Regions from separate parts of the Homo sapiens genome. Here region 2 is linked to region 1. A link is a contact called in ENCODE Hi-C data. All regions are on one chromosome and are shown on one strand. The core of a region is the stretch at or near the end of the contact, and the rest is flanking DNA. Distances in the headings are between cores, read along the strand shown. Region 1 holds the start of PPIC (peptidylprolyl isomerase C). Region 2 holds the start of ALDH7A1 (aldehyde dehydrogenase 7 family member A1).

Evidence for each region. A loop is a pair of places that touch in the nucleus more often than their neighbours do. Pooled maps may share reads with other maps.
Region 2: a loop to region 1 is called in a pooled map, with 2.0 times the contacts of the local background. The contact joins the promoter of ALDH7A1 here to the promoter of PPIC in region 1. A Hi-C loop is called at or near these places in 5 of 50 pooled maps.

Annotation. Positions count from the first base shown.
Region 1 is chr5:123,032,184-123,039,525 of GRCh38, reverse strand. PPIC (peptidylprolyl isomerase C) reads left to right here and starts at 2,801. Exons shown (of 5, transcript NM_000943.5): 1 at 2,801-3,017. The coding sequence starts at 2,901. PPIC-AS1 (PPIC antisense RNA 1) reads right to left here and starts at 3,604. Exons shown (of 2, transcript XR_001742868.2): 1 at 3,238-3,604. RefSeq lists silencers at 2,575-2,624, 3,933-4,105.
Region 2 is chr5:126,592,262-126,599,603 of GRCh38, reverse strand. ALDH7A1 (aldehyde dehydrogenase 7 family member A1) reads left to right here and starts at 4,385. Exons shown (of 18, transcript NM_001182.5): 1 at 4,385-4,597; 2 at 6,200-6,253; 3 at 6,875-6,940. The coding sequence starts at 4,406. RefSeq lists a silencer at 1,918-2,081.

The DNA of each region.
Region 1 (7,342 bases), core at 1,552-4,051:
GCAAAGGCAGTCCAAATAAGGTCACATTCACAGATACCAAGGTTTAGGACTTCAATATATCTTTTTGGAGGATAATTCAGTCTACAATACAAGGACTCCCACTGTTGCCACTTCCTTTTGTACTGCAGATCCCAGCCAGTGTAAAAAGGCCAAAAAAGAAATACAAAATGTAAAGATTAGAAAAGAAGAAATAAAACTGTCATTATTCATGGATGACATAATTGTCTATGGAGAAAATCCTAAACAATTCACAGATAAATTATTAGAATATGTTTAACAAGGTTGGTATATACAAAGTTAATATATAAATTAATTTTACTACAATACATGACAATAGCATAAAAAAACACTTAGAAATCAAACTAATAAAATACGTGTAAGACCTCTGGGCAGAAAGCTATAAAATCTTATTGAGAGAAACCAAAGAAGACTTAAATATGCTATGTTCATGAATTAGAAGACTCAATATTGTAAATTTGCCAAGTCTTAAATGGTCTACAGATGCAGTGCAATCCCCATCAAAATCTCAGTGTGTGGAAACTGACAGGCTGATTCTCAAGTTATATGGACATGGAAAAGCTCAAGAACAGCCAAGAATTTGTTGAACAAAGCTAAGAGGGTATGTATTACTGAATATGAAGAGTTATTATAAAGCTATTTTAATGAAGACAATGTAGTATTGGCACAAAGACAGACAAATAGGCCAATGGGACAGATAGGGTGCCCACAAACACACCTATGCATACATGGGCACTTGCTCTGTGACAGAAGAACAGTATGGAGCGGTGAGTTAAAGGGGAGAATTTTCAATAAACTGTACTGAAATAAATGAATATTCTTATGAAAAAAATGAATTTGCTTCCTACTTTGTATTAGCCACCAAAATAGTTATATGCAAAAATATAGATGAATTTCACAAAAATTTAAGCAAAAAGAAATACATACGGTAATACCCTATTCAAATAAAATTAAAACAAAATTAAACTATAGTACAAGAAAAGTCAGGATTGCAGTTAATTTGGGCAGAAAAAAGTGTTTGTAACTGGCAGAGGGTATAAGAGGAGTTTCTAGGGAGCTGGGAAAGATTTCATTTCTTTGCCTAGAGGGTGAGATGGTGGTAGCATAAAAAGTAGTTGGACACATTCATTCATTCAACAAATAGTTATTGAGAAATCACTATATATCAGGCATTGCACTAGATCTGGGTCATCAAAGGGGAATAAATATAGGCCTGATCCCTGCCCTGGCCCTGCTTACTTCTGATAGCAGACAGACAAAAACAATTAATGAACACAGATAAATATATACAATCACCTCACAGTCACCTCGTAGGGTAAGTGCTCTGAGAGATACCCTTGTCTTGCTACACAAGGGGGACTCTTTCCTTATTGGGGGTGGGGATGAAGAGGAAAGCCATTAGGTCTTTCACTGGACTGAATCATAAAAATAGCTCAGAATTGCATTTCTCCTTTTTCTCACCCCAAAGAAGTAGTGGTTACTCCTTTTATCTCTAATGGTTCCAATGTCATTTTAGATCTACACTTAGGTACACCTAGGAATCCCATCTGACATTTAGAAATTCCATCTCTTAATCCGAGGAAAATCTTGGCTTGAAAGTAATGGCACCAGCCCCTTAAAATGGCACCTATGTGCGAATACCACTAATTTTTAGTTAATTTTAGGGCTGTTACTCTAAAACAAAAAAGTTCTTTTGAAATTCTAATTCAAAAAGCAATGAGTTTTAAAATAACCCTTTCCATGTTATAAAATACTTATATGCTCATTGTAGAACATCTGGGAAATCAGAAAACTGTAAAAAAAATTTTTTTAAACCCTCAAAAATCCATAAGTCTATCAATAGCTATCAATTCTATCTATAGCTACTGTAAACGTTGTGGTACATCTCTTTCAATATTTAAGTGCCTTGATATATTTATTTTCACGGTTGAGATCAGAATTTGTGGTTTTGCAACCCGAATTTTCCATTTAAAAATATAATAAGAACTTACTTCCCCAGTCATTAATCTTCCTAAACATAATTCTTAAGTTTGTAAAAAATCCATCCTACAGATACACCTAAAAGTCAGTTTATTTACTTTGTTTCCCCAGGAAAGAATCCTACATGACCATGGTTCTGGGCCTGTGTAAGTGCTGCCTTGTGAACAGTGTAGATAAGATCACAGAATCATCCTCCAAATAAAGTACTTAAAGCCAATGTAAAAGTTTTTCGAAGGCAAAGGGGCACTGTGAATCCAGCATTTTCCAGTGTTCCCTAGACGTGAATCATCTCAAAGAGAGGCCATTATTCGAGTGCAACAGGGCTCCACGCCTCCAGCGATGTCAAAGTTCTGCTAAGCGTCCAAAACCTAGCAAAAGGTTCCAATGGGCCATTGGAACTCGGCGGCCGCGGCGGAGGCTGCTCCCAAGGCGGCAGCAATCACACCGGGACCGGCTGCAGAGTTCCCAGTCCCGCGGAGCGCTAGCTGCCGGGCGGACGCGGAAGCCCGAGAGTCCTGGTCTTCCCGTCCAAGTTTAATCCGCGCCTACGCGGTAAATTCCTGGAGGTGCTCCCAGCCTAGCCCGCTGCGCCCGGCTCCGCGCCTGGGCAACCCGGGCTCCCTCCCGTCCCTGGCGCCCTCCGCACCCGCCTAAGGCGCGGCGGTCGAGCCCTGGCTGCGCCCTGTGGGCGCGCTCCTCCGAATCCCAAGTTCGGGTCGCGAGTCTGAACTTGGGAGGAACGCGCCCCGGGTCCCCGCCCTTCCCGGACTGCCCGATCCCCATCCCCCGCAACCGGGAGCGCGCAGGCGCAGCCGGCCGGCAGTCCCGTCAGCTGTCCCAGAGCCTGTGTCGCGCCCGTGCCGGTAGCGCCCGTGCCGGTAGCGCCGCTGCCACCGCTCACCATGGGCCCGGGTCCTCGGCTGCTGCTACCTCTCGTGCTTTGCGTGGGGCTCGGCGCACTTGTGTTTTCTTCGGGGGCCGAGGGCTTCCGCAAGCGAGGCCCCTCGGTGACGGCCAAGGTGACCGAGAGCGGCGGGCTGCAACTTCCCCTGTTGCGGGCGGGGCCCTGGGGGCGCTTTGGATACTGGGACCTCGGTGTCAGGGCGGGCGAGGTGGAGGCTTCCCGGGCGCAGGGGGACTGGAGGCGGCCGCGGGACTGGGTGGGAGGGGGCTGCTCGCGTGCTGGGAGGCCGGCGCTCCGGGGGAGACCCTGGGGGAGCTGGGCTGAGGCCAGCCTACCTCCGCCGCAGTCTGCTTGGACTTCTTGTCCCGGGTCGGTAGTCCGAGGTGACCAGCCTGGGGGTAGGAGAGGCTTCCGGAACCGGCGGGCCCGTTCTCCAGGAAAGAGACTGCCCAAGTACTTCCTTCAGCGTGGCCTGGGCTCGGGAGCAGAACGAGAGGAATGCGGGGAGGGGGGCGGGACCCGCACAGGAGAGGCGCTCGGAGCCCAGGGCTTGCAGCCGCCCGCCCGCTGCGTGGTCTCCACGCTGGCCGCGGTGGCTTCAGGCAGGCATTAAAGCGCCTGGTTCAGATGAGAGACTACCCTCCGCCTCTTTTGGGGAACCGTCGTCCTTCCCGGGAAGGGGAGGTGCGCCTTCAACTTCGGCGGGCGGGCGGCCCCTGCTGTGGGCTACGCGAGGCCGGGCGAAGGCGGCACCTGTAGACCTGGGGCAGCCTCCACTGCGGGGAAAGGGGGCGGGGGGCTGCCAGAAAGTGCGTCTTTAAGGCTTCCTCGTACTTAACTCCGCTTCAGTTCTTTTTTCAGCGTATTTAACCAAGGGTAGACGATAATGGGAGAATGCAGGGAGAGGGAGGGGATAATTTGGTGCCCATGATCACCACTTCTAGAAAACCCACTGGCAATAGTGTCTTCGAAGCTGAAGCTGGAGGGGGCGGGCTGCAGCTGAAAGTGGTCTTCATCAGTCTGGGGTTTGTCAATGGAAACGATACTAATCAACGAGTAGAATGCTTACATCCTCGACCGCAGACGCCACCTGAGGACGGGGAGGACTAGGGGGTGGGGAGGAGGAGGTCCAGCTCAGCATCTGATGTCGCAGAAAGGCCGTGCCACGTTGTGGGCGGGGCTGATAAACAGCCTGATGGTTTCGAGAAGCTCTGATCTTACTCCCAGCCTCTTGATCTTGTAGGCATGTCTAACTTTGGGAAATGGTTTGTGCAAGGCCACAGAGCTGAACGGGGTCTCTTGGGATAAAGCCATAAACATAAAATTCGCACAATTATGAAATGTTGGAGGAAATAAACTGTAATATACTTTGGGTGACATTTAAAAATAGCTGAAAAATGAGAAAAACCAGCGCAGAGAAGACTAAGGAGGCAAAGGGAACTGCATATGCATAGGTCCTCAAACAGGAAAGCCCTCCCTGCATTCAGAGGATGTGGAGAGGACGGAATGGCTTCAGCACAGAATGAGAGGTGACTTGAGATGAGGTTGGAGGGGTGAGCAGCAGCGGAATCACACAGGGCCTTAGAGGCTGCAGGTAGGCATGCGGGTATTGAGGCAATTCTTAAAATTTGAAGTGTTATTCTGCAGTCAGAGCCACTGAAGGGTTTTAAGCATAAGAATGGCATGATCTCAATATATACTCGAGAAATTTATGTGGTCACTCAGTGGAGAGTGAAATGGGAGGTCATTCAGGGCACCATGCCAGAGTCCAGATGGTGGCTTGGATTAGGGTGGTAATCATTGAAATGGGGAGCAAGGGAAGGACTTGAAATAGATTTTGGAGATATAACTAACAGGAGTTGCTGACGGTTTAGAAAGGGGGCGAGGGAGAGGGAATAGGATTGCCAAATAAAATACAGGATGCCCAGTTAGATGTGAATATCAGATTAACAATGAATAAATGTTTTTAGTGTAAGTACGTCCCCTGCAATATTTGGGAACAGGTTTCACCTGGGAAACTTCTTAAACTTACTGATGCAGTGACCCACCCCAGAGCAAGTCAATCACAATCTGTATGGGTGGGGCTCAGTATCCTATCTTTTAGAAGCTTTTGGTGATTCTGATGTGCAGGCAGTGTGGGCGGGGAACCACTGGAAGATGGAGCCAAGAGAGGAGGAAGCTGGTGGCTGCAGGAGGGGAAGGGTTTGAGCATCCTAAACCCTTGTCTGTGACACTGTCACTGAGGGAGAGTTTGCATGCACCCTACTCTCAGAATTGTTACTTAACATGTCTTTTTTCCCCCTACCAAATTTGTCATTAAGTTTTTCTAAAAGCTGATTGTGTAGGTGCGTCTTAAACAGATTCTGCTCTGTTAAATTACTTTTTCATGAACTTGTAAAGACAACTAAATCTATTGGAAAATGACGTTAAAAATAATTTCTCTGAGTGCAGACAAGTACATTAATTGGCCATTGCTCTAGTGTATTGTTTTCCCCAGCAGTGTTTTTGTTTACCTCTGATTTCATTTAAAAATAGGAATCTGTAAATAAGAGAGGTGTGAGGTGCTATTCTGCCCACATGGCCCATTAGTGGCACTAACTTGGTCCACAGATCCTGCTGCTGGGCCAGCCTGGCAGCTTCCTGCCCCAGCCATAGAGGCTCAGGTGGGGGCTCTGGCTCATTGGGCTCCAAATCCACAGAATTACATTTGCTGACCTATATTTCTGAACCAATGCCATGGGATCTGTGCAGGATCCGGCATCGGGAGTGTATGAAATAATGCCACCATCCTTCCAGCTGCACACATATTACAGCTTGCAAGCACATTAGCATGTAGTGGCCAGGAGGCTGTGGCTAGATGGCCTTAGACAAGTTATCTAATGTCCACAGCTCAGTTTCCTCCTTTGTCAAATGGAGATAGAAATCATCCCTACCTGGGAGGGCTTTGCACATTAGATGTGGTAAAGCAGATGTCTTAGTCCATTTATGTTGCTATAAAAGAATACTTGAGGCTGGGCAATTTATGAAGAAAAAAGGTTTATTTAGCTCACGGCTCTGCTATGAGCTGTAAGATTCAAGACTGGGCATCTGGTGACAGCCTCAGGCTGCTTCCAGTCACGGCGGCGGAAGGTGATAGGGAGCAGGCAGGTGCAGATCACGTGGAGAGAGAGGAAGCTGAAGGGGGTGGTGCCAGCTTCCTTTTAAAACCAGTTCTCATGGGAACTAACAAAGTGAGAACCCATTCACTACTGAGATGGCACCAAGCCATTCATGAGGGATCTACACCCATGACTCAAACACCTCGCATTAGGCCCCACCTCCAACATTAGGATCAAATATCCAAACCATAGCAGCAGGTAAAGCACATAGTCCATAGTCCCTGATTTCAGAAGTCACTTGTTAGTGTTATTTGTGTTTATCTTCTTAATCCTACTGTGACAGAGCAGACCTGAAAGGAATCATCATTTATTTTACAGATGAAGAAAGGGAGTTCAGAGTTTAATTAACTTGCTGAAGTTTCCATGGCCATTGAGTGGTGGAGCTGCATTTGAGAACAGTTTCTTCCACATCGCAGCTCATGTACTGGGTGTGTTCCCTAGTTACTTTGGAAATGGAATCAGGATTAATTCCACAGGGGTTTGGGTCAGGCTGTGTAAGTGCCTCCTCCCTCTTCCTCTACCTCCTCCCATCTCCAATGCCGAGTAATTTTCAAATGACTTTCAAGGGCAGCCTTGAGGGAAAAAACAAGTGACTGAGGTGCTCACCCCAAAGTCTAGCATGGAATCCAATATCACCTTTCCCAGGAAGCCCACACTTATCTCCACAGATAATCACCACCCCTTACCATGACACCTTATCTGTACTTGTCTTATAAAATCTGACTTCTCATTATATTATAGCATTCATATATGTGTTTTCTGTTGGACTGAAGCTCCTTGAGGGTAGGAGCTTTGTAGCCCCACCCCACCCCTGGCCCAGCACTGGGTTTTGTTCCCAGAGGCACTCAGCAACATCAGAGATGAATCCAGTGGTGAGAGGGTTTAGAGTGAGAGTGTTTGCTGGCAGCTGTCTCACCTCCTGTCTAGGAATGTGTGTGCCCAGGTCCTCCTTGAGTATCATTTGACATTGAATCTTTTAACATTTCTTGACTGCCTCCTCCTGCTGACCTTTAGCTGGCCACTGGGGAACTAAAAACACTGTTTCTACTCCTTAGGGTTTCCCTGGCTCGACCCGGAGAGCCCTATTAACAATAAACCAGTTTAGCTAGAGGCAGCCTTGAAATTCTGGCTCTCACACTCATAGTAGGGAAACCTTGGTAAATCACTTAACCTCCCTAATTCCCACTTTTCTCATTTGTAAATTAGTGATAATAGTTCCTGTCCCACCTTTCCCAGTGTGGTGAGGATGAATTATATAAGATGATGTGGGTTACCCACACTG
Region 2 (7,342 bases), core at 3,136-5,635, 3.6 Mb before region 1:
CGAAAATTATAACAGTGAGAAAATTATGGCAGTGGGAGAGATCTGATCTAGCCAACCCCTATCTTGCTTTTAGCCTTCAAGCTGCCCTTAATTATTCCTGTGCTTGGGCCTGTCAATGTAACTTTGGGAGACATTTAGTTTATAGTTTAAATGATAATAACCCTTCCCCAAAAGCCAACCGCCTTTGTAAAGCTAGTAAGAGACCACCAGGGTAGACGGATAAAGGAGGCTGAATTCTGCTAAGGTGTAGACATAAACCGTTGCCAGTCATTATCCCAGAGGTCACAAGGTATGCAACTTTTCCATTACTCTTCCAGATAATATCACTATTGTAGACCCTAAGATTGGCGTTTTGAGATATCTTTTCAGATATTTTGCATGTCTGACTACCAATGGTTCCACCTGAACCTCTAACCGCTTCTGGGTTCCCACACAGAAGTTGTCGAGCTGCTTGAGGACAATTTCCCATACCCCTATGACTGCATCCCCAACCAATAAGCAGCAAGAACCCATTGCTTAGCCACTCCATCCCTTCCCCAAACTATCTTTGAAAAACACTAGTCCCTGAATTCTCCAAGAGATTGATTTGAGTAATAACTCTGTCTCCCACGTGGCATGGGTGGCCTCCTGTCTATTAAATTCTTTCTTCTTTTTGAGACAAGAGTTTTGCTCTGTCTCCTAGGCTACAGTGCAGTGGCAAAATCTCGGCTCACTGCAGCCTCTGCCTCCTGGGTTCAAGCGAGTCTCATCCCTCAGCCTCCCGAGTAGCTGGGATTACAGGCATGCACCACCAGGCTCGGCTAATTTTTGTATTTTTAGTAGAGACGGGGTTTGACCATGTTGGCCAGGCTGGTCTTGAACTCCTGACCACCCTGACTCCTGATCTACCCTCCTTGGCCTCCCAAAGTGCTGGAACTACAGGCGTGAGCCACAGCACCTGGCTCCTCTGCCACTTTTAATACAGAACTGTTTTAAGGTGTCCTGAGTTTAGCCACTGCATTTTCATTTCTACAGGGCTTTGCAGTTTTCAAAGTGCTTTCATATATGATTCATTTAATTCTGTCTCTTCCTGCTCAACCTCATTACAATTCATCATTTCTGATTTTTCCTGAACTCCTGTTAAGCAGGGCTAACAGGAGTTTTGAAAAAAGGATGTAGAAGAAGGATGCAATCCCTGTTTTCAATGTGAGCAGTTGCTGGTGCCTATATTCCCAGAATTGGCTTATTTATTTTTTGAGACAGGGTCTTGCTCTGTCCCCCAGGCTGGAGTGCAATGGTATGATCTTGGCGCTCTGCAACCTCCATCTCCTGGGTTTAAGCGATTCTCCAGGCTCAGCCTCCCAAGTAGCTGGGACTATAGACGTGTACCACCACATCCAGCTAATTTTTGTATTTTTAGTAGAGATGGGGTTTCACCACGTTGGCCAGGCTGGTCTCGAACTTCTGATCACTCAAGTGATCCTTCCATCTTGGCCTCCCAAAGTTCTGGGATTACAGCTATGAGCCACTGTGCCCAGCCAGCCAGAATTGGTTCAGAAGGATGGGCACACTTCTCTTCTTGACTTGAAGAGAGGGCAGCCAACACTCCTTGATGACACTATGTGTTGCTCCTAATCCTTTGTGCCTCTATGTATTTTAATTTCGTTGAAGTGAATGGAAGAGAAGAGAAGGAAGAATGTGGTTTTGGGATATGTGGACAAATAATCTTGTTGGCTGATAGAAAGTGATGAGAATCAGTTAAAATGTCTGAGAATTAGCCGGGCGCGGTGGCTCATGCCTGTAATCCCAGCACTTTGGGAGGCCAAGGCGGGCGGATCACGAGGTCAGGAGATCGAGACCATCCTGGCCAACGTGGTGAAACCCTGTCTCTACTAAAAATTGAAAAATTAGCCAGGTGTGGTGGTGAGTGCCTGTAGTCCCAGCTACTCAGGAGGCTGAGGCAGGAGAATCACTTGAACCCGGGAGGCGGAGGTTGTGGTGAGCCAAGATTGCACCACTGCACTCCAGCCTGGGGACAGAGTGAGACTCCGTCTCTAAATAAATAAATAAATAAATAAATAAAGTCTGAGAATTAAAATTAGAAAAATTAGCACCATGGTCCTCCGTGTAGATGGAAGACAGCAGCAGGGTTGTTGATAGAGATTACCAATGTCAGATAGGGCATTGCAACTCCTTCGACGGTGTTATTCATTGGTTCATTTGTTCATATACTCATGTAAGTGAGCGTAAACTTGGAACAATGCTAGGAACTGTGGAGCAATGCAAAGATGAGTCAGAGATGGTCCTTGCCCTAACAGGAAAAAACTGTAGCATTTACAAAAGGAAGCATCATTCATGTATGCCTAGTACTAACTGCAGTTTCTGGTAGCTGCTTGATACATGCAGAGTGTTTGTTCAAATCATTTGTACTATAAGGGTGGAAGAGATAAAGCTTATGTTTGAATGCAGAGATGAAAGGGGCCAGGAGTGGTGGCTCAAGCCTGTAATCCCAGCTCTTTGGGAGGCGCAAGGCAGATCCCTTGAGCCGAGGAGGTGCGGACCAGCCTGGGCAACATGGGGGAACCCTGTCTCTACAAAAAATCCTCAAAAATTAGCTGGGTGTGATGGCATGCCTGTAGTCCCAGCTACTTGGGAGGTTGAGGTAGGAGGATCACTAGAGCCTCGGAGGTCGAGGCTTCAGTAAGCCATGATCCTGCCACTGCACTCTAGCGTGGGCAAGCATATTTTAAACTCATGTTCAAATAATGATGATTGAGATATTAGTATTTCCGTTTTACAGGGTAGGCCCAGTTGTTGTGAAATGAGATGGGGCATGCATGAATGGAAAGGATATTGTAGGAAGACAGAAATGGAGAATGAAAGAAATTGATCAAAACTGTCTTTATTCTTTAAGAGTAAGAGCTGGGCGTGGTGGCTCACACCTGTAATCCCAGCACTTTGGGAGGCTGAGGTGGGCGGATCACGAGGTCAGGAATTCGAGACCAGTCTGGCCAACATAGTGAAACCCCTTCTCTACTCAAAATACAAAAAATTGGCCAAGCGTGGTGGTGGGCGCCTGTAATCCCAGCTACGCAGGAGGCTGAGGCAAGGAGAATCGCGTGAACCCGGGAGGCGGAGGTTGCAGTGAGCCGAGATTGCGCCACTGGACTCCAGCCCTGGCAACAGTGCGAGACTACGTCTCAAAAAAAAAAAAAAAATGTAAGAATAGGCCGGACACAGTGGCTCACGCCTGTAATCCCAGCACTTTGGGAGGCAGAGGCGGGCAGATCACGAGGTCAGGAGTTCGAGAGCAGCCTGGCCAACAGGGAGAAACCCCGTCTCTACTAAAAATACAAAAATTAGCTGGTGTGGTGGTGTGCACCTGTAATCCCAGCTACTGGGGAGGCTGAGGCAGGAGAATCACTTGAACCTGGGAGGTTGAAGTTGCAGTGAGTGGAGATCGTGCCATTGCACTCCAGCCTGGGCGATAGGGCGAGACTCCATCTTAAAAAAAAAAAAGTAAGAGGCCGGGCGCAGTGGCTCATGTCTCTAATCCCAGCACTTTCGGAGGCTGAGGCGGGCAGATCATCTCAGGTCAGGAGTTCCAGACCAGCCTGACTAACATGGTGAAACCCCGTTTGTCCTAAAAATACAAAAAATTAGCCGGGTGTGGTGGTGCACACCTGTAATCCCAGCTACTCAGGAGGCTGAGGCAAGAGAATCCGCTTGAACCCGGTAGGCGGAGGTTGCAGTGAGCCGAGATCGCGCCGTTGCACTCTAGCTTGGGCAAGAAGAGCGAAACTCCGTTTCCAAAAAAAAAAAAAAAAAAAAAAAGTAAGAATATACCCAGGCAGGATATTTATAGAGGAAATGCAGCAATCTAATATTTATCATTAATTAGAAAACTTTAATTTGTAATCTACCAAAACAGTGAAAACAACCAACCCTTCCCCCGCCCCCCAATACAAACCCTCCGTTGCCTACTCCAGGGACAAGAGGCGTCACCATCGCTGAGGAGCTGGTTAGGAATGTCGGCTCTCCGACCCTAGCCCAGACTTACTGAATCAGAATGTGCATTTACCACGACGACCAGGTCATTACACGCATTTTACAGTTTCAGAACCCCTGCTATAGCCTACTGTACTTCAGCGCCAATATTTTGCTGAAAAGAATTCCCAGCTGGAACTGTGGCTCCCGGAGTCTTTCACCAGATGGCAGCAGCCCACTCCTCCCTGTAGCACTCCCATTGTTCCAGGCAGGATTCAGCCGCAGGCTCCTCCGGAAGACCAGGGGCAGACGGGGCGGTGGCGGGGTCGTGCCCAGTGGGAGGGGTCGGGTCTGCCCAATGGGTTCTCCCGGGCGGGGGGCGGGGCTCTATTTCAGCAGCTCTCAGGGCCTTGGGCTCATCCCGAGTCCCGGGCTCAGTATGTGGCGCCTTCCTCGCGCGCTGTGTGTGCACGCTGCAAAGACCAGCAAGCTCTCTGGACCTTGGAGCAGGCCTGCCGCCTTCATGTCCACTCTCCTCATCAATCAGCCCCAGTATGCGTGGCTGAAAGAGCTGGGGCTCCGCGAGGAAAACGAGGGCGTGTATAATGGAAGCTGGGGAGGCCGGGGAGAGGTACGCGGGCGCTCAAGAAATCTCTGCAGCCGCCGGGGCTCGCTCGAGGAGGCCGGGCGGGCACTGACCTACCGACTCCCCGCTGGCGCTGGATGCGGTAGTAGCATGGGAGATTTTGAAGCTCCACAGTAAAAGTTTTCTCGTGTAGGGTGCCTTTAAAACAAAAACTTAGATTTTAGGTCCTTGTGTGCTATGCAGAATCGACGTCATTTTGGAGCTGTAGGGGCTAAACTTCCCGCGCATATTTAAAACATTATGGTCTACCGGGCGCGGTGGCTCACCCCTGTAATCCCAGCACTTTGGGAGGCCTAGGCGGGCGGATCACCTGAGGTAGCGAGTTCAAGACCAGCCTGACCGACATGGAGAAACCTTGTCTCTACTAAAAAAAATACAAAATAGCCGGGCGTGGTGGCGCATGCCTGTAATCCCAGCTACTAGGGAGGCTGAGGCAGGAGAATCGCTTGAACCCGGGAGGTGGAGGTCGTAGTGAGCCGAGATCGTGCCATTGCACTCCAGCCTGAGCAACAAGAGCGAAATTCCGTCTCAAAAAAAAAAAAAAAAAAAAAAATTAAAACCTTATGGTCTTGGGATCTATGGTCTTGTGAGAAATGTGGCACACTGAGCGGTGCAACTGATCTTAATTTAGAGCTTAACTCTGGCTCTTCAGCTGTGACGTGCACCGCAGGTAACGTTCTTCAGTGTAGTTTTAAGTTATCTTCCTTCCTGAATTCTTTGGGAGTTTGCAAGCTTGGACGTGCCGAAATCTTGCCATGTTGTACGTTGGGCTGTGAACTCCTTTGAGGACTGGATTTTCAGCATTTCTCCATTGCCCAGGGCTTAACACCGCGCCTGATACCCATTACTGCTCAAAACAATGTTTTATAGAATACAATGGAAAGGTAAGGTTATTATCGCCCAGATTTTTTTTTAAAAGAAAGTTTTTTATAGGAGGATGTTATGTAACAGTTAACAAACTTTGTTGGACGTTGTATATTATATAATGAACCTGCCTTGGTAGAGGGAACACGTCTTTTGGTAATCAGTGGCTGTAGGAGATACAGATAATTTTAATTGCTCCTCAGACCTCGGTGTTTCATCCTGATTTCCGTGTGGTATCTGATCATTAGGCTCTTGGAGGCCTTTTTAGCTGTGCCTTGATTTTCCCTTTCATTGTTGACCTGAGACCTCTCCAGTTGGTGTGGACACGGGACTTTCCAACAGTTTTCCTGCCTTGGCCATTTCATCTCTGAGCAGAGGGTGGGCAGAGTAAGGAAGAGAAGAAATAACTAAAACTAGTCAGTTTGGTCTGTTATTAATGGAAAAAGAGACAAAATAACTGCTTATGTTAAGGCTTTTGTTTATATGCCTAATATTGAGATGTCAGAGGCGAGTTTTGCAGAAAGGTAGTTTCTAATGTTTAAGTCAGAAATGAAAGACAACCTCTGTAGAGTGGTTTATATGTAACAGAAGTTAACCTAAGCTTTTTGAGTTTGGGTATTATATCATTTTTTCCTCTCTTGTTTTTCTTCCCCGTTTGGTCTATTCCCTTACTTCAAAAGGGATTACGTTTTCTATACATGATCATCATCCTTTTGTTTTAAGGTTATTACGACCTATTGCCCTGCTAACAACGAGCCAATAGCAAGAGTCCGACAGGTAAGAGTGTGTGTGTGTGTGTGTGTGTGTGTGTGTGTGTGTTTAATTCAAATTATACACAAGGAGTTTGTGCAGGCTTTCTTTAGAGGCAGAAGCCAGTTAGGCAGGTCAAGAATAATATAAAATCACAAATGAAGAGAATAATGTGTTTATTTTTCATTTGTCATTTAGGACTGTCTGGGGGAGACTGTCCTCTCTTGGGTGGGGGCGTGAAAAGGAAAGAACCATAGAAAAGGTGAAGCGTAGAAAGATTAGGCAGGGGGCCATTTAAGGCAGTGCTTCTGAAGTACCTGAGGATTTTGTTAGAATGAAGCTTCTGATTTCCGAAGTCTGGGTTGGAGCTCAAGGTTCTGCATTTCTAATATGCCTTACATGTTCCCAGATGAAGCTGACAGATTTTGCTTTGAAAAGCAAGGTTTTAAAGCATAGTTGGATACCAACCTGTTTTACCGGGTTCTAGCTAGTTTTTGGAAGTATAGACTGTGGGAATCATTCTCAGCCATAAATGTTAGGGAACCCTAGAGATTTCCCAACTCTTTTCTGAAAATATTTTTGTGTTCTAGAAGATCATCATCATTTCTCTTTATTTCCCCCTTTCTGTCCCCCTAATTCTTAATTTAGGCCAGTGTGGCAGACTATGAAGAAACTGTAAAGAAAGCAAGAGAAGCATGGAAAATCTGGGCAGATGTAAGTATGGCCTTTGTTTCTAGAATTCAGAAAAGATCACTTTGCCTATTGTAACCAATGAGATACATAAACATCTGATAAGCAGGTCAGTGCCGCCTTGTTAAAATGTGAGCTCCTTGGGGGCTGTGATACTGTACTAGGGCTCCTGCTGTTTTGGAAACACCTCTGCCATATTTCTAGGGTAGTGCCTTTTTTGTACTTGCCATTCATTGAATGGATAAATTTAAATGAATTAAAACTTTGTGCTGGTATAGTATAAACTTGAGCTGTGAACACTATTCTTCACTGAAATTACTTGAATTTATAATTAAATAGAAAATGAATAGAAGATCTATGCCAGAAATATTTGTTTGCTCCTCCTCTATCCCCCTGCCAGATTTGTCTGGGAGTATCTCAGCAATA